2 separate regions of the Homo sapiens genome follow, and region 2 is linked to region 1. A link is an interaction called in ENCODE POLR2A ChIA-PET data of the cell type or tissue named here. Cell type or tissue: Panc1. All regions are shown on one strand. Each heading gives the region's core, and the rest is flanking DNA. Links, peaks and the distances in the headings are about the cores only. Region 1 holds the start of USP54 (ubiquitin specific peptidase 54). Region 2 overlaps CAMK2G (calcium/calmodulin dependent protein kinase II gamma).

Region 1 (12,047 bases), core at 1,393-9,392:
GTGTTTTTGTCTTTGTTTCAAAGTTAAACTATAAGTTCCTCCCAAAGTTAGTTCGCTTTATGTCCAGGAATGAACAAGGACAGCTTGGAAGTTAGAAGCAACAGGGAGTCAAGTAAGTCAGATCTCTTTCACTGTAATAATTTTCTCAGTTATAATTTTTGCAAAGGTGGTTTCACTTACCATGAACTATGGCCATGACTTTTTGCAGTTTGAGGTGTGACAGTAAAACTAGCATGAATTTCCTTTCCTTCTTCACAATGTCATGCATGGATTTGTTCTTATGGTAGACCTTAGCAGCTTTAGTGTATGATTCTTTTTCTTTCCTTATTAAGTCGATAACTTTCACTTTTTCACTTAAAGGAAGCACCTTATGGCTTCTCTATGGCCTGTTAAATTGCCAGTATCACTACTCTTGCATTTGGGAATATTATTAAGTAAAATAAAGTTACTTGAACATAAACACTGAGAAACCCTTTATTCCTTTTTTTTTTTTTTTTTTTTTGAGACAGGATCTCACTCTGTCCAACTCAGACTGGAGTGCGATGGCCTGATCTCAGCTCACTGCAACCTCCACCTCCCAGGCTCAAGTGATTCTCCTGCCCCAGCCTCCTGAGTAGCTGGGATTACAGGCGCGTACCACTACTGCCTGGCTGATTTTTTTTTTGAGACAGAGTCTCACTCTGTCACCCAGGCTGGAGTGCAGTGGTGCGATCTCGGCTCACTGCAAGCTCCGCCTCTCGGGTTCACACCATTCTCCTGCCTCAGCCTCCCGAGTAGCTGGGACTACAGGCGCCCGCCACTACGCCTGGCTAATTTTTTTTGTATTTTTAGTAGAGACAGGGTTTCACTATGTTAGCCAGGATGGTCTTGATCTCCTGACCTTGTGATCTGCCCGCCTCGGCCTCCCAAACTGCTGGGATTACAGGTGTGAGCCACCGTGCCCAGCCTAATTTTTGTATTTTTAGTAGAGATGGGGTTTCACCATGTTGGTCAGGCTGGTCTTGAACTCCTGACCTCAAATGATCTGTCCACCTTGGCCTCCCAAAGTGATGGGATTATAGGCGTGAGCCACTGCACCCGGCCTGTTTTTTTTGTTTTGTTTTTTTTTTTTGAGATGGAGTCTTGGCTCTGTTGCCCAGGCTGGAGTGCGGTGGCACCATCTCAGCTCACTGCAACCTCCGCCTCCTGGGTTCAAGCGATTCTCCTGCCTCAACCTCCTGAGTAGCTGGGATTACAGGCACACGCCACCATGCCCAGCTAATTGTTGTATTTTTAGTCAAGACGGGTTTTTCACCATGTTGGCCAGGCTGGTCTCAAAATCCTAACCTCAAGAGATCCGCCTGCCTTGGCCTCTCAAAGTGTTGGGATTACAGGCGTGAGCCACCGCGCCCGGCTGATTACTTTCTGTAAGACTAGCATTTAGGTAATTCTTTGGTGTGCTTGAGAGGGATTTTCATACTCTTCTTGCTTTCTAGGAGCTTTAAGTCCAGTCCAAGACTTTTAAAAACCCTTGTTCTATAGACAGGGTGGTTAATGTTCATAATGACATAATGCTATTTGATATACTTTTTAGAATTATGCAAGATATAGTTAAATAAATGAATTTAAACAATAATGATGCTATAATTAGAAGCCCAAATGTGTGGCCCCTATCTCCCTCTCTTCTTTAGAGTCCATTTATATGAGAAATATAGAGATTTCTTGTATGATTTTGCTGCTCAGGTCTGTGATTAACAGCCAAAGTTTCTCCAAAATGTATTCTTTGGATCAGTTTTTTTCTCTTCCCTCTACCCTTTCTGCAATATTCCTCTTCTCAGTAATGCATACTTGAGTGAAACAACCAGCTCTTTAAGGTACACATGCTCTGCCAACATTGTGAATAAATCTCAGAATAAAAACTAGAGTCACCTCTGATTGCACAGGGATTGCACCTGTGACTAGCCACTGCACTCCAGCCTGGGCAACATAGTGAGACTCTGTCTTTAAAAGAAAACACCAGTGGGGCTTGGTGGCTCACGCCTGTAATCCCAGCACTTTGGGAGGCTGAGGTGGGTGGATCACCTGAGGTCAGGAGTTTGAGACCAGCCTCGCCAACATGGTGAAACTCCATCTCTACTCAAAATACAAAAATTAGCCAGGTGTGGTGGTGTGCACCTGTAATCCCAGCTACTCTGGAGGCTGAGGTAGGAGAATCACTTGAACCCGGGAGGCAGAGATTGCAGTGAGCTGAGATTATGGCACTATACTCCAGCCTGGGTGACAGAGTGAGACTCTGTCTTCAAACAAAACCAAGATTAAAAAAAAAAAGTTAAAAAAAAACCCACTAGACTCAAATTAGTTATGTAGTTTTCCCTGTTTTTCATCTACTTCATGGTATATTCTTCCTTACAACCTAGAGTCAAAGGCTAGAATATTTTCTCTTAGGTTCCTTATTAGCTAAGATCAAGTCCGTCTCTAATTTTTGTTTGCTAGAACTCCAGTTTAACAGCTCTGAATTAAGCTTCCCCTCTCCCCAGGATCAAATGATAAAGGCTTTCATTTGATATAAAGCAGTCTCTTCCCCACCCCTCCCCACCCCAATCCTCCAGTTTATTTAAAAGTCTCAGCCTAGGTAACATACTAAGACCCTGTCTCCAAAAATCTTTAAAAAATTAGCTGGGTCTGGTTGTACACACCTGTAGTCCCAGCTACTCGGGAGGCTGAGGGTAGAAGATTGCATGAACCCAGGAATTTGAGGGTTCAGTGAGCTGTGATCACACCACTGCATCCAGCCTGGGCAACAGAGGAAGAACCTGTCTCTTAAAAAGTTCCCAAATTTTGTCACTACATTCTAAAATCTAGAGTCTTTTATTGGCTGGGCACAGTGGCTCACACCTGTAATCCCAGCACTTTGAGAGGCTGAGTCAGGTGGATCACTTGAGGTCAGGAGTTCGAGACCAGTCTGGCCAACATGGTGAAGCCCCATCTCTACTAAAAATACAAAAACTAGCTGGGTGTAGTGGCACCTACCTGTAATCCCAGCTACTGAAGAGGCTGAAGCAGGAGAATCACTTGAACCTGGGAAGTGGAGGTTGCAGTGAACCGAGATCGTGTCACTGCACTCCAGCCTGGGTGACAGAGCAAGACTTGGACTCAAAAAAAAAAAGAGTCTTTTATTTTCCAATCTCGTGTTCCTACTGCGGAGCCACTCAGTTCCTGCCTTTACTGCCGACATCAGCATTATCATTAGCATCTCAGAAATAAAAGACAATGATGGTTTGACTTTGGGGTTACTCCAGAGGGAGTTATTTTGGTTTTTCTTAGAGAAATCCTCTGTTTCTCTTTTATGACTTTTAAGAGAAGCAAAATGTTCTTTCAATGCATTGAACATTCTGTTGTACCTTACTCTATTTGCTAGTAGAAACCAATAATGAAAAGCTACGGAATGTGACCAAATAGGACTTTTCAGCCTGTGCTTTTCCATTACCCTCCCCACTACCCTCCAAGGATTTTTCTTGATTGATTTACTCAAATCCTAAATATTGTTTCTCCTTGCTAATAATATTTATATTTTTTCAGAGACCTTTGTCTATTCTGGTCTAAGGTGGACCTATTGTGGTGTTACATATTCCCTGCAAAGTACTTGAAAAATATGACTTGTTAAGTTTTGTTGAAGCACAGTTTTACAAAGTACTGTTGTAACTAGTCATCCAACTTTAGAATACCTGAACATTTAAACTAAAACCCTATTTTAAAAAATAATAATCTGAAACACTATGTATCACTCTCCCTCTTGACGTAGTTAGCAATCATGTACCCAAAACCTTTTCTTTCTATTTTTATTTTTCCTTTTTTTTTTTTTTTTTTGAGACAGGGTCTTGCTCTGTGGCCCAGACTGGAGTGCAGCGACACAATCACTGCTCACTGGGGCCTTGACCTCCTGGGCTCAAGGGATCCTCCCACCTCAGCCTGGAGTAACTGGGACCAGAGAGGTGCGTGCCACCACACCAGGCTAATTAAAAACTTTCTTTCTTTCTTTTTTTTTTTTGTAGAGAAGGGGCCTCCCTGTGTTGCCCAGGCTGGTCTTGAACTCCTGGGCTCAAATGATCCTCCCGCAATGGCCTCCCAAAATGCTGGGATTACAGGCGTGAGCCCCTGCACCCGGCCTATAAAACCTTTTCTACAGGCAGTTTGACACTCACCTAACAAAAACTTGTAGTTACCCAATTTATTTTGAATGGCGAAGCCCAGTGGTTGATACAGGGTTCTCTTTCTATTTGGCACAGAACCTCTTGTGCAGTCTTGAAGAGGGAATAAGAAATGTCTGAAAATAACTTATGCAAGGCAGAATGTGAGTATCATAGCAGAGTTTTATGGGAGGTGTTTTCTGAGGGGCCTCTGGAGAGATTACAATCTATTAGAGTGAGATTTCCCTGTGGATCACTTCCCTTACCTGGATGAGACATGAAAAGTAATGTTGTCTAGTTGTAATCAGGGTTGAAGCTCTGTAACTCTGTCCCAGTACTCTAGTTTTATTTGATTAGTTTCACAATGAATATATACCTATATTTTAATGACTTGATTGAAGAGCTTGGTCTTGATGTTTGTATGTCTTTATTTGCAGTCAGCACTTATCAGTAGAAATTTTGTGTTTCACACTTTGAAATGGCATTACTACCTCCTCCTCCACCTAGCACCACTAGGAGACCTGAGTTAGAATGCTAATGGTTAACAAGAAAAGCAACAGTATCTTTTTTTTTTTTTTTTTTTTTGTGGCACTTTCCTTGTGGCCAAAGGACTACTTCAATTTAATATACTGTATTGTTAAAATGTAAGAGCTTAATTAGTTTTGGACATTGCCCATGTTTGTTAAATTTTACCAATAAATCTTAATTACATCTTTTTTTTAGTCAACTCGTATATTTTCTCTCAACCTATAGAAACACAACAGACCTTCATATTTGGCAAGGATTCTGCTGATGAGTTTTTTTCATCAGTATGCTTATAAAACAACTTCTTTCAATAAAACTGTTTTATAACCTCAGGTAATACATAGAAGGGTGTGTGTTGGTCCTCTGGGGCCTTTGTGCCCTGCCTGCAAATGCAAGTTCTCGGTTGACTGATCACATGTTTGGGGGTGGGACTCTGCCTGCTGTTTGTTCTTGGTGATGTAACTAGGTCTCTTCCCCGAGAGAGGGGTGGAGATCTTTCCCTGTTGTGGACTTTGGGGTTGAGAACCCTTAGATCCCAAGCATTTTAAAATTGACTCAGTAGATTCCAATGGCTCAGTTTAAATAATAATTTTCTTTAATAGTGTGGCTCGTTTAAGACAGTTGGAGGAGTTTTGCCTATTAAAATGATTTGATTTAATTTAAGCCCAGTCTTGGAATTCTGAATTAGGGATTCCAACAATAACATTGTTTTGATTATTCTGTAAACAACTACAAAAATGTTGTCTTCTCGTGCTCCTTTTGACTGCAGTGCAAAGGAATTTTTTTGTGGGGGACTGGCCCTTCTTTGGAAGCAGCAGCCACCCTGCAAACCTTATTGTTTAATGACCTTTGTCATCAGGAATGCCCCAGGAAACAGCTTCATAATTGTTTTTCTTAAGCCTCAGGTGAAGTTTGTGATAACGTCCTTTCAAGTTACTTTTGGTTAGTTTCTTAAGTTTACTTTGTTTTTAATTGGAAGCTCCACCTTTTTAACTTTGTCATGAATTGTCAGTGCTGAGTTCCTGGTAGTTGGTAAAAAGAATTGCCTTCTCTCTGATATCCTGTTCTGCGGGAAGTCCTTGTGGTTTAGATTCACAGTTTCTCATTGTTGCTAGCTACAGTCGTCTCCTCCCTCCTAGCCTTCCCTCCCCACAGCTCTAGCTATTCCCATATCCCTCCCCATTCTTGTATCACTTGCCCCACAGATACCCTCGTGATTAGAGGTCTTTTGCTGGAGGTTGACTGTGCTGTCTGGTAAGTATTGTAGTTGTTGTGGTAAAAACAGATAGATAGAAGATTCAGGAACCGGTTAGTTTTTGTGAAGTTTTCTTTCTTTTAAAAAAAATATTCCCAAGCACTGATTAATAAGCTATTTCTTTTAATAGCAGTAGATTAAACTTTGAAATTGAGATTTTAGGACTCTCAACTTTCAAGAGGCATCTTTCAAGCTGTTGTTTGTGCTCTTTCCCCCTCCTCTCTGTTACAATTATTAGATTTTGGAGATTTCATATTTTTTCCAAAAAAAAAAAATTCATAGATTTTCTTGAGTTCCTTAGAATTAAAGGCAAGAATTGTGGATTTAGTATTTTAAATTTCCTTCAAACAGAAGAAGGTTATTTGTGATTTCTTTATACCTATTTTCAGTATTAACATACTGGTTAAAGTAGTAATGAAGAAAAAAGAGCCTATTTTGTGGCTAAATTGGAAAGTAGCTGAATGATTCTTTTTTCCTATCAGCAGAATAGTGTTGGCAAAATCCACTAAGATTTTGGCAATATGTTGTCAATTCTAAGAGATGGTTTGCCAAGTACTTCAGGTTAACAGATGCTTCTGGGAATGATTTTTGGGAAGTTAGATAAATTTGTTCATTAGCACCTGCTTCCTTGAGGCATGAGGCCTATGATCCTTTTGAAAGTAAAATATTTAATATTTGATATTTAGATTGAGTCAAATATCACTTTCATAATGGGCTATTTCCTTGCGTTTTGTGTTTTGAGCTTCTAAGAATATTTGTGTGTGTATTAAAAAAAAATTTTTTTTTGGATACTGGATGGTTGATACTTTGGTATTTCAAGCAGTTATAAGTGATGAGCTTTGGATTCTCCCAAACTACTGCTAGTTAGAAGTCATCTTTATGGTAGATGATGTGAGAGGAAACTTGTTTCTGGGATTTCATTGCTGTTCAGTTGAGGCACTTATTCAAATGATGGTTGTATTCGTACAGTAATGATTTCTTGAGCTCCTAATATGAGGTAAGTGCTGGGTCCTTGCTAAGTGCTTTGCATTTACTTCTAATTCCCAGTACAACCTGGCCAGGTAGTAGTATTGTCCCTCTACAAAGCGGCTATACATAGGTAGAAAGAACATGGGTTTTCTTTCCTGCAAAGTGAGAAAAATAATCACTATTTGGCAGGTTAATTGTGAGAATTAGAGGATATACCATGTGTCCAGTGCCTAGCGCAGTGCCAAACATGTAGTTTGTATTCACTAAGTGGGCTACCATTATTATAATTTTACACCTGATGAAAGAGGATAAGTAATCTGCTGAAGGTCACTCAATTGTAAGTGGTAGAGCTAGGATGTGAACTGGCTCAAAGTGTGAAGTCTGGTAGCATGTTTTCATTTGAGTATTGTAAAGGCTGTTAGAGTAGATTTCATTCCTTCTCATCCCTTCACCTCCTGCCCCTACAGAGGAAATCTTCTTTATAGATATTCTCCTTTCTTTGGTATCCTCTGTCGCCCTCCCAGTCAGTCATGTGCTTGCTCTCTCACACTGGAGTTGCTTGTGCCATTCAGTACCAGTGTTCTCCCAACAGAAATGAGTCAAGCCAGTGCTGTCAGTTTGCTTCCCCTCCTTTTTTCCTCTTGTTGATAGCACTGTCATACTTTCATTATTGTTTGTACTGAAATAATTTGAGTACGGGTATATTTATAATGATTAATAAATAATGCATTGATGGAATCAAGTGTTTAAAAAGTCTTAGTGATTCATAAAATTCGGGATAAAAATCTCTGGTTCTAAATGATTAAATCAGAAGGTTATTATATAGGGTAACTTTCTGGAACTCATTGTTTTGCTATCCAGGGGCCTAATAAATTGCTATTGATTTTTGTTCCTTTAACCACTGCTATTACTAGTTTGCTACTATTGGCAGTAGGGTTTAGAAAGAACATTTCGTTTGTCCTACTGACCATAAAATAGAGTATCTTTCTTCTGTAGACCTTTTGGAAGCGCAAGGTATGATTTAGATGCGATATGATTTTGGCAGGAGATTCAGGGACAAGCTAAAGAGCTGTTTGGTTATGCCTGTAACTGAGTTATCTCTAAACGGAAAAATGTGAGTTTGATTGGTCTCATGAAACTTAGTTCTTCATTTATTTGTTTAACAAGGAATGAGCATTTGTTGAGTGTAAGGCAATGTAACTTTCTACCTTGTATTCTAATAAAGTATTGATATACTGGTTAAATATTGATTCATGATGTTCCTGGGAGGGAGAGAGAAGTCCCAGTTGGTGTGGAGAGGTATTTAAAAAGACAATCATTTGGGAAATGAATTAATGTAAATGACTGCTCCTTCCTGCTGATGTATGACTATTAGTAGTTCCTATCACTGTAAGTAGCCAGTGGTATGACTTCTTCAAATAGGTTTGCTCAGTGGAAAAGATTGCTAGTATTAGGTAGGACTGGGAAGATGGGAGGAGCATTCGTTGATTGAGAAATACAAAAAACAAAGTAACTGGGCATGTGCACAGAACAAATCTTTTTGTATGTTTTAAGGGTAGATGAGGTTGGAAATGTGCAGGGGATAAGATTGTGGAAGGCCATTCAAAGCCAGAGTTTTGGCTGTATTTTGTCACTGAAGTTTTCTAAGCTAATTGTGATTCATCAGTTTGCTTTTGCAATATTGTATAGATGGGATTAGAGAGGAAAGAATAGTTAGAAAGTTTCTGCAATAGTCTGGGTGAATTGTATTGAGAATGCACTGGTTTTAGAATACATTTTTCCCAGGCTGGGCGCGGTGGCTCACGCCTGTAATCGCAGCACTTTGGGAGGCTGAGGTGGGCGGATCGCTTGAGGTCAGGAGTTTGAGACCAGCCTGGCCAACATGGTGAAACCCCATCTTTACTAAAAATACAAAAATTAGCTGGGCGTGGTGGCACACACCTGTAATCCCAGCCACTATGGATGGAGGCTGAGACAGGAGAATTGCTTGAGTCTGCGAGGCGGAGGTTGCGGTGAGCCAAGATCACGCCACTGTACTCCAGCCTGGGTGACTGCGAGACTCCGTCTCAAAAAACAAAAACAAAAACAAAAAACAACAACAACAAAGGATACATTTAAGAAAAAAAAAAGGATACACTTTTCCCCATTTTTTATATGGCCTTGGGATTTATGCTATCAATTATAGTTTAATCTCCTGAAATTTTTATAGTAGTTATATGTGTGTGTGTGTTTGCCTGTAAGAGAAAGAGAGATGGGGGAGAGATAATGCATATAGAGGATGGTCAGTCATCATAATCACAGTTACTCTTTATGGAATTCCTGTTTTGTACCTGGCCCTAAGTATTCTGCGTACATTATTTTGTTGCATCCTTTCAGCAGATCACATTTATTATAGGTAGTAAATGGCCTGAATGTGATGGAGCTAGGATTGGAATGTAGATTCATCTTATTCTTCATCATCATTATCCTCACCATAATCATCATCAAAACATTTATTCCACACTTACCACATATTAGGCACTGGGCTAATTATACGTATCTACATTATTTTATTTAATTCTTATAACAATCCTATGAGATAGATGTTATTATTAGTCACATTTTTTCTGATGAAGTACCTAAGAGTTAGTTCAATAACTTGGTCAATATGCCACAGCTGTTAGATGGTGGAGCTGAGACCTGTTCTATTCCACTAACTCTGTGTCCCCAAGTTGTATAATTCACATAATGTTCTCTAGGAATGGGACCCTTTGGATCTCCACTAAAAGCATGTTACCTCCCGAGGTTCTGCAATATTGTTGGCCCTGCAGAGGGTGCACTTTTTGTTTTTTTTGAGATGGAGTCTCGCTCTGTTGCCCAGGCTGGAGTGCAGTGGCGCAGTCTCGGCTCACTGCAAGCTCCGCCTCCCAGGTTCACGCCATTCTCCTGCCTCATCCTCCCGAGTAGCTGGGACCACAGGTGCTCGCCACCACACCCGGCTAATTTTTTTGTGTTTTTTAGTAGAGACGGGGTTTCACCGTGTTAGCCAGGATGGTCTCGATCTCCTGACCTTGTGATCTACTTGCCTCAGCCTCCCAAAGTGCTGGGATTACAGGAGTGAGCCACTGCACCCGGCCTGCAGAGGGTATACTTTTAACCACTATGTTCTTTCTACTACCATGCTGCTTCCTTTAGAAGTCAGTAAATTATACAACTTTAGATCTTTATAAGGAAGGGCTAAGTAGCCTGCAGCTGTCATTTCTTAGTTCTTATAATTTGTCAATTATAACAAAGTGAAACGTGCCTTTTTGTTTTCTTTCCAACTACTTTTTAACAAATTTTAGACAAATTTGTTATACATGACAGTTATCTAAGTTCTTGTGCAGGAAAAATAAGACTTTTTGTCCTTTATCAGCATACAATTCTTCTGTTGTACATGATGTAATAGTTTGAAGCTGCCAAAGTCCAGCCCTCAGGAAATTGTTTGAGTTGAGTAACTATTCGCTGGAGAGTTTAAGATAACCAGCTCATAAATCAACAAATAGCTTGGCCCTTTTTATGGTTGTAGATGCTTATCTCTTTCTATTTTCAAGCTTGAATCAGAAGCAAATATTGTTTCCATTTATATAGTCACTATTAGAAAAAGTTGTCAGCAGTATCTCAAGCTAGATAAGGCCATTTTGTGAGTTCTTTTCTTTAAGGAGAGTCAGAATTTATCAGGATGTTAGAATTGGTTGTTCTAGGCTAGGTACCTTCAAACAAAAAGTTTTCTCTTTCAATGAAACTGTCAGTGATTCAATGCCTATTATATTCAACCTCTGTGTGGAATTAGAAAGATGCCCTTAAGACAAAATGTAGTCCACGTACCCAAATAACTGTAACATGAGGGAGAATGTGAGTATTGTAATCCAAACCCCACCATGCACTGAGAGCACAGAGGAGGATGAAATAAATTGGGAGATTGGAAAGGTGAGAGGGTGAGAGAATGATCTGGGAAGGCTTTTCCTTGTAGGATAGTTAAGATTTTCAGCAAGAATAAATGGAGAGGAAAGGCATTCCAGAGAGAGGCAATATTAGAGTCAAGACAATGAGAAAGTAAAGGACAGGGTATATTTGTTATAAAGAAAGGAGTCTAGTGTACTTGGAGTGGAGGATGAGTGAGAGGCACATAATGGATGATCAATGAAATGTTTGATCAGTGAGTGAATGAGTAGATGAAGCTGGAAATGGTGGTAAGGTCCGGTGATTCTCAAACTTTACGCTGGTGCCAGACATATTTAATTCTATCTTATAATTAGGAATTAATTTTTTTTTTCTTTGAGCTGGAGTCTTGCTCTGTCACCAGGCTAGAGTGCAGTGGTGCGATCTTGGCTCACTGCAACCTCTGCCTCCCGGGTTCAAGATTCTCCTGCCTCAGCCTCCTGGGACTACAGGCACGCGCCACCACGCCCAGCTAATTTTTGTATTTTTAGTAGAGACGGGGTTTCACCATGTTGGCCAGGATGATCTTGATCTCTTGACCTCGTGATCTGCCCACCTCAGCCTCCTAAAATGCTGGGATTACAGGTGTGAGCCACTGTGCCTGGCCAGGAATTAATTTTATTGGCAGAATATGTGAATATCAAAAATATGCAGCATAAAAATCACAATCATGAACATGATTCAGTGATATGATTTGGATGTTTGTTCCCTCAAATCTAATGCTGAAATGTGATCCCCAATGTTGGGGCCTAGTGGAAGGTATTAGATCATGGGGGTGGATCCCTCATGAATAGCTCAGTGATGAGTGAGTTCTCACTCAGTTAATTCACACAAGATCTGGTTGTTTAAGAGAGCCTGAGACCTCTCCCTTGTCTCTCTCGCCATGTGACACCTGGGCTTCCCTTTGCGGTCTGTCATGATCGTAAGCTCCCTGAGGCCTTGCCAGAAGCTGAGCAGATGCTGGTGCCATGCTTCCCATACACAGTGCAGAACCATTAGCTGATTAACTTCTTTTCTTTATAAATTACCCAGCCTTGGGTATTTCTTTATAGCAGTGCAAACATGGCTTAACACTGTCAGTTAGGAAAAAAGGTGTTAAAATAGTTCCAATTGACTGCTTTGATTTTTTTCCCTCTTAATTTTGCTACTATTTGTTCAAGTTTCTGTAGTGC
Region 2 (12,047 bases), core at 2,432-10,431, 240 kb before region 1:
ACCCCATCTCTACTGAAAATACAAAAAATTAGCCGGGCGTGGTGGCAGGCGCCTGTAGTCCCAGCTACTTGGGAGGTTGAGGCAGGAGAATGGCGTGAACCCGGGAGGCGGAGCTTGCAGTGAGCTGAGATTGTGCCACTGCACTCCATCCTGGGTGACAGAGCAAGACTCCGTCTCAAAAAAAAAAAAAAAAAAAAAAAAAAACCCAGTAGATAGGCTAGGTGTGGTGGCTCACATCTGTAATCCCAGCACTTTGGGATGCTGAGGTGGGCTGATCACTTGAGGCCAGGAGTTCGAGACCAGCCTGGCCAACATGGTGAAACCCCCTCTCTACTAAAAATACAAAAAGTAGCCAGTAGTGGTGGTGCACGCCTGTAGTCCCAGCTACTCGGGAGGCTGAGATAGGAGAATCACTTGAACCTTGCGGGGGGCAGAGGTTGCCGTGAGCTGGGATTACACCACTGCACTCCAGCCTGGGGGACAGAGCAAGACTCTGTCTCAAAAAAAAAAAAAGGAAGATAGATGATCAAAGAAAATAAACTGACAACCTGAAAACAAGGAAGTAGAACTGGATAACAAATGTGGAAAAATTTCTAGCCTCACTAGTATCAGAGAAATGCAAATTGAAACAAGGTGCCATTTTTGGACTCTAGTTAGTGATGGTAGTGAAAACCAGAATGGTCCTTTCTAAAACAGCCTGTGTGTCAAAACCATAAAAATGCTTCTACCTCTTTTTACCCTGTTAATTCTACTTCTGAGAGTTTTTCCTAAAGAAATAATTCAAAATAGGAAAAAGCTAAAAGCAGAAAAATGTTGAACATGACATTATTTATAGCTGTGGAAAGATTGGAGGCTGGGCACAGTGGCTTATGCTTGTAATCTCAGCACTTTGTGAGGCCAAGTTGGGAGGATTGCTTGAACCCAAGAGCTTGAGACCAGCCTGGGAAACGTAGTGAGACCCCATCTCTTAAAAAAAAAAAAAAAAATTAGCTGAGTGTGGTGGAACGTGCCTGTAGTCCCAGCTACTTGGGAGGCTGAGGTGGGAGGATTGCTTGAGCCCAGGAGGCTGAGGTTACAGCCAGGATCACACCACTGCGCTCCAGCCTGGGTGACAGAGTGAGGCTCTGTTTAAAAAAAAAAAAAAAAGAGAGAGAAGAAAAAAAAGATTGGAGACAATTTGAAAAGCCAGTAAGGAGCCAGACACAGTGGTGCGTACCTATAGTCCCAGCTACTCAGGAGGCTGTCGCAGGACAGAATTGCTTGAGCCCAGGAATTCGAGGCCAGCTGGGCAACATAGTGAGACCCCCAACTCTTAAAAATGTTTTTAAATTTAAAAATAAAAAGATTTTTTAAAAGCCAGTAAATGACTAAATAATTATGGGAAATCTACTTAATAAACTATTCAAAAGTTATTAATTTTCATGACCGTAGGGATATTTTAAGTGAAAAATAAAGTGCAGAAATGTTTTATATTAAGTGAAGGAAGTGGTATATAAAGGAGTACAGACAAGCCAGGCACGGTGGCTCACGCCTGTAATCCCAGCACTTTGGGAGCCCGAGGCAGACAGATCACGAGGTCAGGAGATCGAGACCAGCCTGGCCAACATGGTGAAACCCCGTCTTTACTAAAAATACAAAAATTAGCTGGGCGTGGTGGTGCGTGCCTGTAATCCCAGCCACTTGGAAGGCTGAGGCAGGAGAATCGTTTGAACTAGGGAGTCGGAGGTTGCGGTGAGCCAAGTGCGCCACTGCACTCCAGCCTGGTGACAGAGCAAGATTCTGTCTCAAAAAATAAAAAAAAAAAGGAGTACATACACTATCATTCTAAATTTGGTTTGAAGAAACGTGTTTGTAGATATTTATTCAGTATATAATATGTGGATAAAAAAGGGACTGGAAGAAAGCCCACTGAAGTGTCAACAGTAACTTCACCAGGTGATGGGAATTTGAGAAACTTTTTTTCTTACACATTTTTCTGTATTCTATATTTTTCATCTAGATTGTGCACTACTGTTATCAGAATTTTTTTTAAATACTATTTTTTTTTTAAAGTAAAGCATAATACCAGGTGTGGCAACTCATGCCTGGTAATCCCAGCTACTTGGGAGGCTGAGGTGGGAGGATTGCTTGAGCCCAGGAGGTTCAGCCTGGGCAACATAAGCAAGACTCCATCTCAATTAAAAAAAAAAGAAAAGAGGTAAGACATGTGCTTGTATTATTATATCTTATAATGATATCTTTTTTTTTGTTTTTTGAGACAGGGTCTCACTCTGTCCCCCTGGCTGGAGTGTAGTGGTGTGATCTTGGCTCACTGCAACCTCCGCCTCCCGGGCTCAAGTGATTCTTCCACCTCAGCCTCCTGAGTAGCTGGGAATACGGGCATGTGCCACCACGCCCGGCTGATTTTTGTATTTTTAGTAGAGACGGGGTTGCCCAGGCTAGTCTTGAACTCCTGAGCTCAGGTGATCTGCCCGCCTCAACCTCCTGAAGTGCGGGGGTTACAGGCATGAGCCACCACGCCTGGCCTATAATGATATCTTAAAAGATTGCTTTCTTTTTTTTTTTTTTTTTTTTTTTTTAGACGGAGTCTCACTCTCACCCAGGCTGGAGTGCAATGGCATGGTCTTGGCTCACTGCAACCTCCGCCTCCCGGGTTCAAACAATTCTCCAACCTCAGCCTCCCAAGTAGCTGGGACTACAGGCGCGTGCCACCACACCCAGCTAATTTTTATATTTTTAGTAGAGACGGGGTTTTGCTATGTTGGCCAGGCTGGTCTCGATCTCCTGACCTTGTGATCCACCCGCCTCAGCCTCCCAAAGTGCTGGGATTACAGGCATGAACCACCGTGCCCGGCCAATTGCATTTTTTAAAAAGACTGGAAGATTGCTAGGAGTATTAGTGGTTTTCCCATGCCCCTTCTCTGTTTTCCAAATTGCTTGTATTGTGGCTGCAGTCCTTTTATAATATGAAACAGGTAAATAACAACTTATGTTGTGGCTGCATCAAAGGGGTGAGAAACGAAAAGGAGAGGACAAAGCAAGATGTGCAGAGTTCGACCTTTCCAGGCTCTCTCAAAGTCAAGGTTTTGATCAATGTTATGAGGGAGGCCTGTGAAGTAGCTCAGATGGTCTTGAGCTTTCAGCATCATGGATTCTTCTTTTAGATCCCATCTTCCCTTCCCAACTCCCCCTTCCTCAATTCCTACTGCTTAAGTGTCCATAGGGCGATTTCTTTTTCACTGTTCAGAAGCTTTCTGCAAGATGTTCAAAATACTAGCATTGGTTTGAGCAGCTAGTCTGTCTTGTGTTCTTGATTTGGGGGACTTAGCTTCTATTTAGATTTCTTTGAAGCTGGATGCCAGTGACCCAGGGTCTATGGAAGAGTAAGAGCCACTTGTGAGGATGACTGAAGAGGCCACAAACTCTCAGATCCTGAGAGTGTAGGACAACTTGTGCCTTCTGCTAGTCCCAGGCCAGAATGGCCATCCTATCTTTAAAAAAGAAAGCAAGCAAGAAAAACGAAAGGTTATAGTTATTTCCCTAAGTACTATTTGAATTATTTTGTTAAATTAAGTATGAGAAAGAGGTTTGAACGCTTTTCCAGCTTAAAATTTAAAATAAATATACAGTTTTTAAGTAAAAGTGAGATATGATTCTTTAGAAATCATCTGGCATTTAGCCAGGCATGGTGGTGTGCACCTGTAGTCCTAGCTACTCAGGTGGCTGAGGCAGGAAGATCCCTTGAGCCCAGGAGGTTGAGGCTGCAGTGAGCCATGATCATGCCAGTACTTCAGCCCGGGCAATAGAGCAAGACCTTATCTCTAAAAAAATAATAAAAAGACCTCACATTTAGACAATGTGGTAGTGTGCTGGTTCAGAAGGAGCCCAGCTATGCATGGCTAAGGGCAAATCCCTGAATGGAGAAGGAAATTGAAAAATGTTGACTAACCTGAGAAACAGTCTTTGGAAAAGGGTGATCTCAGGTTCTCATGCAGGACAATTTAGGAAAAAGAGAGCAAGCCAGGAGAAGGCTGAGAACTTATTCCCCATTAGTCAAAAATCTGCTTTAAGTCAAGATCCTGCAATGGCCTTTCACAACAAGCCCCTGAAAATCAGCAGAACAAAGACTGGGCCTGGTGAGTGAGTGCCTACGCAGAGTTCTTGCTGCCGTGATTCAGTGCAAGTTAGAAACCTGTGCTCTTCTTTAGCCTGGGGAAAAACCAAAGTCAGCAAACCCAGCTCAACTCAGCAAACTTTCGTCGCCTGTATGCTAACTATAAGGCATGTTGCTAGGTACTGTGGAAATTGTAAAGACACATAAGATAGGAACCTTCCTGAAAGCAGTAACACTTTAGTTGGGTAAAGGGATAAGGAGATATACACACACACACACACACACACACACACACACACCCCACTACTTATATATATGAATATAAGGGAACTCCTTCTTTTTGAGGGATGATTTTCGAAGTAAAATATCATATTTGAGCATATTTAAAAGGCCACTGTAAGGCTGTGTGCGGTGGCTCACGCTTGTAATCCCAGCACTTTGGGAGGCCGAGGTAGGTGGATCACCTGAGGTCAGGAATTCGAGACCAGCCTGGCCAACATGGCGAAACCAGTCTCTCTACTAAAAATACAAAAAAAAATCAGTGGGGCGTGGTGGCGGGCGCCTGTAATCCCAGCCACTCAGGAGGCTAAGGCAGGAGAATTGCTTGAACCAGGGAGGCGGAGGTTGCAGTGAGCCGAGATGGTGCCACTGCACTCCAGCCTGGGCAACAGAGTGAGACTCCCTAAAAATAAATAAATAAATAAATAAATAAATAAATAAATAAATAAATAAAAGGCCAATGTAAAAGAGGCCTAACTATATTTAGGTTTTTCTTTTCCTTTAAATCTAATTCTAAATTATGGACCATTGTCAATATTTGTAGCCTCTTTCGTTGATTATAATAATAATCCCTGAAAATGCCTTCTAAAGAATGCTGGCCGCTTGAGGGCAGGAGCAGTTTATCAGCTGTGTTTACCTGAAACAGCCCTCAGTGTTTGCTGGGCATTGTTAAATGAATGTGCAAAAGTTGAACGACAGACGGACATATTACAGGGGGACCTTACCCCCAGTGAGCTAATGATGACATTGATAATTACCCTTCATTTTTTAGACACAGTCTTCTGGGATATATTTTCAGTGTTCCACGTGGTCTTCATCTTGATGCGTCTGTTTCACATGTGAACGTAAAGTTCGTGAGCATCTAGTTGAGGCTGAGGAATCACTGCTTTCAACATTCCCTGTGGCTTACATCCCTGCATTTTTATGATCACTGTAGTTTTAATCACTGGCACTCCTGTGTTTCTATTTTCCACGAATTGCAAAATGCAATAAAAAATTCAAATATTGTAAACAAGCATGGCTATACTGACAAAGGAAGGCCAACATTTAACTGCTAGGTGATTTTCAAAAGCTCAGCATCTTTATGTAAAAAGCATAGTAGGGATGCAGCGAAGTCAGAAGTCAAATTTTATTAGAGCTGAGGAGAGCCTGTAGTAGCTTTTGCTTTTTCCCTGGTGGCTGCTCACTTGAATTTCAGACAGTTCTAGTAATGAGAGAAAATAAATAACATTACAGGGTGAGCTAACCCTATGAACCCAGACCTGTAAATTTGTAGCAAAATGATACTTAACCTCACAGACTTGTGTCTTAATCTCCTTAAGAGGCTTTTTTTGAGCAAGGCTGAGACATCTCAGAAGATACTAAATCTGTGTCTATGAACCTGACCACAAAAGAGTTCTTCCCTCCCAGGGTCTGGAGGGTGTGAGTGCCTGTCGGTCCGTGTGCTGTTTAACCCTCTGGTGCTGGACTCCGGGTCTCCCTCCGCTCTTTTCTCCCTGATGCAGAGCCCACACTGGTGCGCTAACCTGCAGCGTCTCTGTGCTTCTCTTCTTACCTCCTCTTTCCCCTTCTCTTTCCCTCTTGCTGTGGTGTGTCCAGAAAAGGAAGTCGAGTTCCAGCGTGCACCTAATGGTGAGCCTTGCCTGCCCACCCATCGCCCACTCCATGCTGCCTGTGCCCGCCTGCCAGCCACGCAAACCTGTTCTGCCACGTGCGTGTGCCTCACTCATCCTCACTGCATGTCTGTGCTGTGTGGGCAGGTGTGGCCTGTCCTGCCAGGCGGGGGCCATTGCCCAAGGTCACCCAGTAGCCTAAAAAGTGGACATTGGAAGGGGTGGTACGGCACCCCCTGCTGTGGAGCTTGGACAGACCCCAGCGACCCAGGGTAGGATGTGAAGCTGGTAGGGACTTGGGGCAAGCAAGGGAGAGACCCTCACTCTCTTGTCACCCAGAAGGAGAGGCCCTGCTTCCCAGGCATGAGGAGCTGCTTCCTACAGACTGGCAGCTGGAGGGCAACTGTGTGGTGGGCAGAGGAGCTGGTTGCAGGCTCCCACTTGTGAGTCTCGCTCTCCTGGCTCTGCCCCCGTGCAAATCCCATTCTCTCTAGCTGTGCCCAGTGGTTTATTCTGCCCACCCAGCCCTCGGGGGACAGCTAACTCATCTTTCTCACGGGACACTGGGCACCAAGGGCAACACAGCAGCCTGAGTCATTATGAAACCATCCATTAAAACCAGAGGTGGGGGCCGGGCGCGATGGCTCACGCCTGTAATCCTAGCACTTTGGGAGGCCGAGGCGGGTGGATCACAAGGTCAGGAGATCAAGACCATAACACGGTGAAACCCTGTCTCTACTAAAAATGCAAAAAATTAGCCAGGTGTGGTGGTGGGCGCCTGTAGTCCCAGCTACTCAGGAGGCTGAGGCAGGAGAATGGCGTGAACCCAGGAGGCGGAGCTTGCAGTGAGCCGAGATCGCGCCACTGCGCTCCAGCCTGGGCGACAGAGCTAGACTCCGTCTCAAAAAATAAATAAACCAGAGGTGGGGCCACTTGGGTGACATCCCAGCCCTCTGCAGGTTTTGTGGGCACCCTGGAGTCCTTGCCCCCTGTGAGGGTCTTGGCCTCAGCTGGGATTTACAGGTAGGGCAGCCCTCTCTAACCAACCCCGAACAGGTCAGCATCATTCACTGAGCTAGGTGGGCTTTGCTTCTTGGTGGGAATGAGAGACAGCAGAGCTCCCGTGAGTTTAGACCCACCGTCTCACTACTCCTGGGCCCCCTCTTCTCTAGCCTGTCGCAGTCTGTGGAGTCTTGTTCAGTGGAGTCACTTGGTGCCTGGCTTGAGGTTCCATGCCTAGCCCTGGGTTTGGGGATGTCTGAGCCATTGACAGCAAGCTGGCGGTGGACGGCTTCAGGTCTGGTCCAAGAGGCCTCCAGGCAAGAAGTAGGACAGTCAGGATGCTTTCTGTGTATGTCCTAGGAGAGAAGACACACATTCTAGCTGTCGATGTATCATCTGTGCCCTGTGCAGGGATGGTAGCCACACATTTGTCTCACTGCCTATTGAAGAACTTGCAGGCATCAGGCTGCTCCTCAGTGGCCCCCAACCCCACTGGAACTCAGTGAGATGGAGTACGCTGGTTAGGGAACTATCAGAGGCAAAGAACATCACATGGATATGGCTCCCTGCCCTGGAGATCAGCCTTCTTCCTTTCTTCCATCTTCCCCTTGCCCCTCCCTTGCTGTGCCCCTCCGTGTAATGTTTTTGTTTGTTCGTTTGCTTTTGGTTTTTTGAGATGGAGTCTTGCTCTGTTGCCCAGGCTGGAGTGCAGTGGTGCAATCTTGGCTCACTGCAATCTCTGCCTCCCAGGTTCAAGCAATTCTCTTGTCTCAGCCTCCCGAGTAGCTGGGATTACAGGCATGTGCCACCATGCCCGGCTAATTTTTGTATTTTTAGTAGAGACGGGGTTTCACCATGTTGGCCAGGCTGGTCTTGAACTCCTGACCTCAGGTGATCCACCCGCCTTGGCCTCCCAAAGTGCTGAGATTACAGGTGTGAGCCACCGTGCCCACCCACCACCATGTAGTTTTGAAAGGCAAGGAGATATCCCTGGTGGTCATGGTGCTGTTGGGAATGTTGGCCTGTGTGTGGCCTACTCTGTCCTGGGGGCTGGATTCTGGGACTACAGCTACAGCCCCGCTGGGTTTCACCTGCCCCTCCCCGGAACACTGCCCTTCTAGCTGATCAGGCCTAAGATTTGTCAGACAAAAAGGTGAACAGCACAGTCCTGACTCTGCTCCCTGAGGTCAGTGAATGCATTTTGTGTCTGAAAGGGACTTCCACCCCCATCCTCTGGACACCATCTCTTAGGCCAGGCATACTTTTCTTTTCTCCTTCCTCTTTGTTTCAGGCTTCGAGCTGGTGTTGTAAGAAGGAAATACAGGTGCTGGGTTGAAAGTGCAGCAGGAGACTGCCCACAGATAGGGGACCAGAGTTTCTGAATTTTGTTCTGCTTTCTTATAAACTACCCCCCTTTTTCCTGTACAGTGGGAAGAAGATCTTGAACTTCTTTGGGTCAGGTGTGGATTTTGCAATGACCTGGCACCTGGCATAAGCAGAGATTTCTGGAGGGATGCTTTAAAACAAGGCTTTGGGCTGGTCCCACCTTGAGGGTGCCCCCAGAGCTAGGTCTCTGGGCCCCACAAATACTTCCTCTGATCATCTCTCTAGCCATCGCTCCCATCTACACAGCGTTATGGAGGCCACCTCAGGCCTACCTCCTCCAGGCCAGACCAGGGGGCAAGGGAGGTCTGGGAGTTGAACCTGAGTGGCCTTGGGGACTCTGGAGGAACTAAACCATCTGTTTTCTTGTCTCAGCCACAGAGCAACAACAAAAACAGTCTCGTAAGCCCAGCCCAAGAGCCCGCGCCCTTGCAGACGGCCATGGTACCTCCTGACTACAGCTTCTCCGCCTCTGACCCTGGCTGCCTCCTGCCCCTTCCCTCTTCCTCCTCTTGTGCCCCCTCCCTGGCCTCCTGGCCTGTTCCTTTCTTGGTCCCCATAGAACTGACTGCTTTGTGTGCCGCCCTGTATGCCCCTTCCCCTTCATTGTCCCGCCTGGCCGCGCTCCATCCCGCATGGCAGAAGTGCTGCTCCTGCTCCTGCTCCTTTCGCTGGTGGGGGGAAGAGTGATCAGGGCTCTCAGCTGAACCTCCCAGGCCCAGCCCAGGACCCCTAGTGGGTCTGCTGTGGGGGCTGGGAAGGTGAGTTGCTTAGGAAAGGAGAGGGTAGGAGCTTTCTTGGGACCTGAACATCAGTTCTTGGAGGCCCCCTTGTAAAACCTGCCTCAGCCTCTCCTTTGCAAAGCCAGAAACAGGAAAGAGGGCTGGGGTCCCCACCTCTGGATGGTGCTGAGGTCTCCAGGCTCCTGGAGTGCCTCATGCTGGCTAAGTTCTCTCTGGGCTCCTCCAGGGGTTCTGTGTGCTCTTGGAGGTCCCTCTGCTAGTGGTGGCTAACTAGAGAGTCAGCAGGGGGGTGACTGGGAAAGAGGGAGAGGTGATGTTGCCTGCTACTCCCCTCCTTGCGGACCCTCATACCACATGACGTGGCGGCGTGGGGCCAGGAACTAGGGAAGGCAGAAGGCGGGCGCAGTGGGCAGCTCTCTGGGCTCAGCTTGCTGAGGGGGCCTCCTGTCCTGGCTCTTTCTGGGAGACCTCATTCTTCTGCCCATGTTCCTGCCTCACACATTCCCCGTGATGAACGCTGTGGGCGGGGCCCGGCCTGTGCCCTCAGTCCCACAGCTCCTCTAGTGTACCTGCCCCGTGGGAACCCCATGTGGAAAGAGCCCTCAGAACTGACAGGAATCAGGGACAGAGGCCCTTGCTGTCAGCCTCCTGGGCACCTGCACCTGCCAGGCCTCTCTTTCTTACCAGCCCAGTGCTGCTGCCAAAATCCAGGGCTATCCCAGCTGCCCGGGACCCCAGTTGAGCCGGGATATTTTGTCTTCTGGAGATGGCTGGTGGGCAGGCCTCAGTGGTCATCATAGGGTCTGCGGGGGTCCTGGGGTGCAGGTGGGGCTCCTCAGGGAAGAGCCATAGTCTGTCCCCAAGTCGGAAGGGTAATCTTCATCTTCTCTCACAGGAGCCACAAACCACTGTGGTACACAACGCTACAGATGGGATCAAGGTGAGTGGCTCCTGAGCCTGCCTCCTGCTTTCCAGGTCAGCAGGAGACAGGTGGGCTGGGTCCCAGGGGTCTACAGGCTGCACCCTGAGGCCAAGGTGTTTGCAGAGGCTCAGCTGAAGGTAGCCTGTGCCCACAGTTGCTCCATGCTGAGGAAGGGCATTATACCTTACAGAGCTCAGGCTTTGCAGTCAGACAGACCTGGTCTGAATCCTGGCCCTGCACCTTAGTATCCTTTATCTGCAAATTGGGGATGATAATAATAGAATCTTCCTCCATATGTCGGAAGTTTAAATGAGAGTAAACGTTCACTGAAAAAATAGGCAAGAGTATCTCCAGACCCTGGAGCGTTCTCCATGGCCTGACCCCTTTGTGCCCTTGATGTTTTCACCAGCATTCCTGAACATCTGTTAAGCCCAGATACCATCCATGGCTCTGGCTTACAGAGGTGACAAGACAAATTATCTGTTCAAACGGTGGGTGGGATGGGAGGCAGATAAAAAACCAATAAGCAAACAGATAAGATAAGCTGGGCACCGTGGCTCACACCTGTAATCCTCACACTTTGGGAGGCCAAGGTGCGCAGATCGCCTGAGCTCAGGAGTTAGAGACCACCTTGGGCAACATGGTGAAACCCTGTCTCTACTAAAATACAAAAAAGTAGGCAGGTGTGGTGGCGCGTGCCTGTAGTCCCAGCTACTTGGGAGGCTGAGGCACGATAATTGCTTGAGCCTGGGAGGTGGAGGTTGCAGTGAGCTGAGATCACGCCACTGCACTCCAGCTTGGGCTACGCAGTGAGACTTAATCTCTCAAAAAAAATAAATAAGATAAAATCTAATGTCAATAGGTAATCTGAAGAAAATGGCAGAAAGTAGAGAGAGGGCCAGGTGCGGTGGCTCATGCCTGTAATCCTAGCACTTTGGGAGGCCAAGGCGGGCGGATCACTTGAGGTCAGGAGTTCAAAACCAGCCTGGCCAACATGGCAAAACCCCATCTCTACTAAAGATACAGAAATTACCTGGGGATGGTGGCACATGCCTGTAATCCCAGCTACCTGGGAGGCTGAGGCAGGAGAATCGCTTGAACCTGGGAGGCGGAGGTTGCAGTGAGCTGAAATCGTGCCACTGCACTTCAGCCTGGGCGACAGAGCAAGACTCCATCTAAAAAATGAAAAACAGAAAAACCTCACCAAACTAGACAGAGAGAACAGGGCCTTGAATTAAGTAGTCAGGAGAGGGCTTCTTTCAGGAGGTGATATCTGAGCTAGAAACTGAATGGTGGGTGGGAAGGAGGCAGCCAGGCCAGCTCTGAGGCTGAGTGCCCTAAGCAGAAGGAACTGAAGCTCAGATGTGGCCTTTGTAATCAAGCAGAGGGAAGAGCAAAGTGAGACGGGGAGAACCATAGGAGAGTGATGAGGTTGGAGAAGCAGCAGGGCCTGCTACAGAGGCCCTTGTAGGAGTTTGCATTTTCTTCCAGCAGCAAGGAGAAGCTATTGGGAGTTCTTAGCAGGAGTAACAGAATCTAGTTGACACTTTAAAACACCACTCTGGCCTCATGATCAAGAACTCTAGGGAGGCCCGGGCGTGGTGGCTCACGCCCGTAATCCCTGCACTTTGGAAGGCCGAGGCGAGTGGATCAGCAAAGGTCAGGAGCTCGAGACCAGCCTGGCCAACATGATGAAACCCCATCTCTAATAAAAATACAAAAATTAGCCAGGCATGGTGGCAGGCACCTGTAATCCCAGCTACTCAGGAGGCTGAGACAGGAGAATCACTTGAACCCGGGAGGCAGAGGTTGCAGTGAGCCGAGATCATGCCATTGCACTCCAGCCTGTGCAACAAGAGCAAAACTCTGTTTCAAAAAAGAAAAACTCTAGGGAGGAGGTAAGTGTGGAAGTTAGGGAGACCATGAAGCTGTTATCATGGTTCAGGTGTGAGATGCTGGTGGCCTGGAGTCAGGTTGTAGCTGTGCATTGG

The links. ChIA-PET counts read pairs that join two places held together with the same protein. Peaks named below come from ENCODE experiments on the same cell type or tissue, not always from the same donor. Only the 100,000 strongest peaks of a DNase experiment are listed, where the experiment ranks them.
Region 2: POLR2A ChIA-PET joins it to region 1 with 15 read pairs; 2 of 35 experiments call an interaction of 5 or more read pairs at or near these places.

Annotation. Positions count from the first base shown.
Region 1 is chr10:73,585,176-73,597,222 of GRCh38, reverse strand. It overlaps USP54 (ubiquitin specific peptidase 54), which reads left to right and starts at 5,881. Exons shown (of 24, transcript NM_001391956.1): 1 at 5,881-5,945. RefSeq lists an enhancer at 4,848-5,598. In Panc1, for the core only: no CTCF peak of the experiment used is centred there; DNase peaks (open chromatin) are centred at 5,132 and 5,749; H3K4me3 peaks cover 1,077 bases; H3K27ac peaks cover 4,113 bases.
Region 2 is chr10:73,822,067-73,834,113 of GRCh38, reverse strand. CAMK2G (calcium/calmodulin dependent protein kinase II gamma) reads left to right here. Exons shown (of 23, transcript NM_001367534.1): 15 at 5,993-6,025; 16 at 8,767-8,835; 17 at 10,030-10,074. Among named protein-coding and RNA genes, the nearest start is that of NDST2-ZSWIM8-AS1, 16 kb to the right of the region's middle. RefSeq lists a silencer at 4,037-4,237. In Panc1, for the core only: no CTCF peak of the experiment used is centred there; no DNase peak of the experiment used is centred there.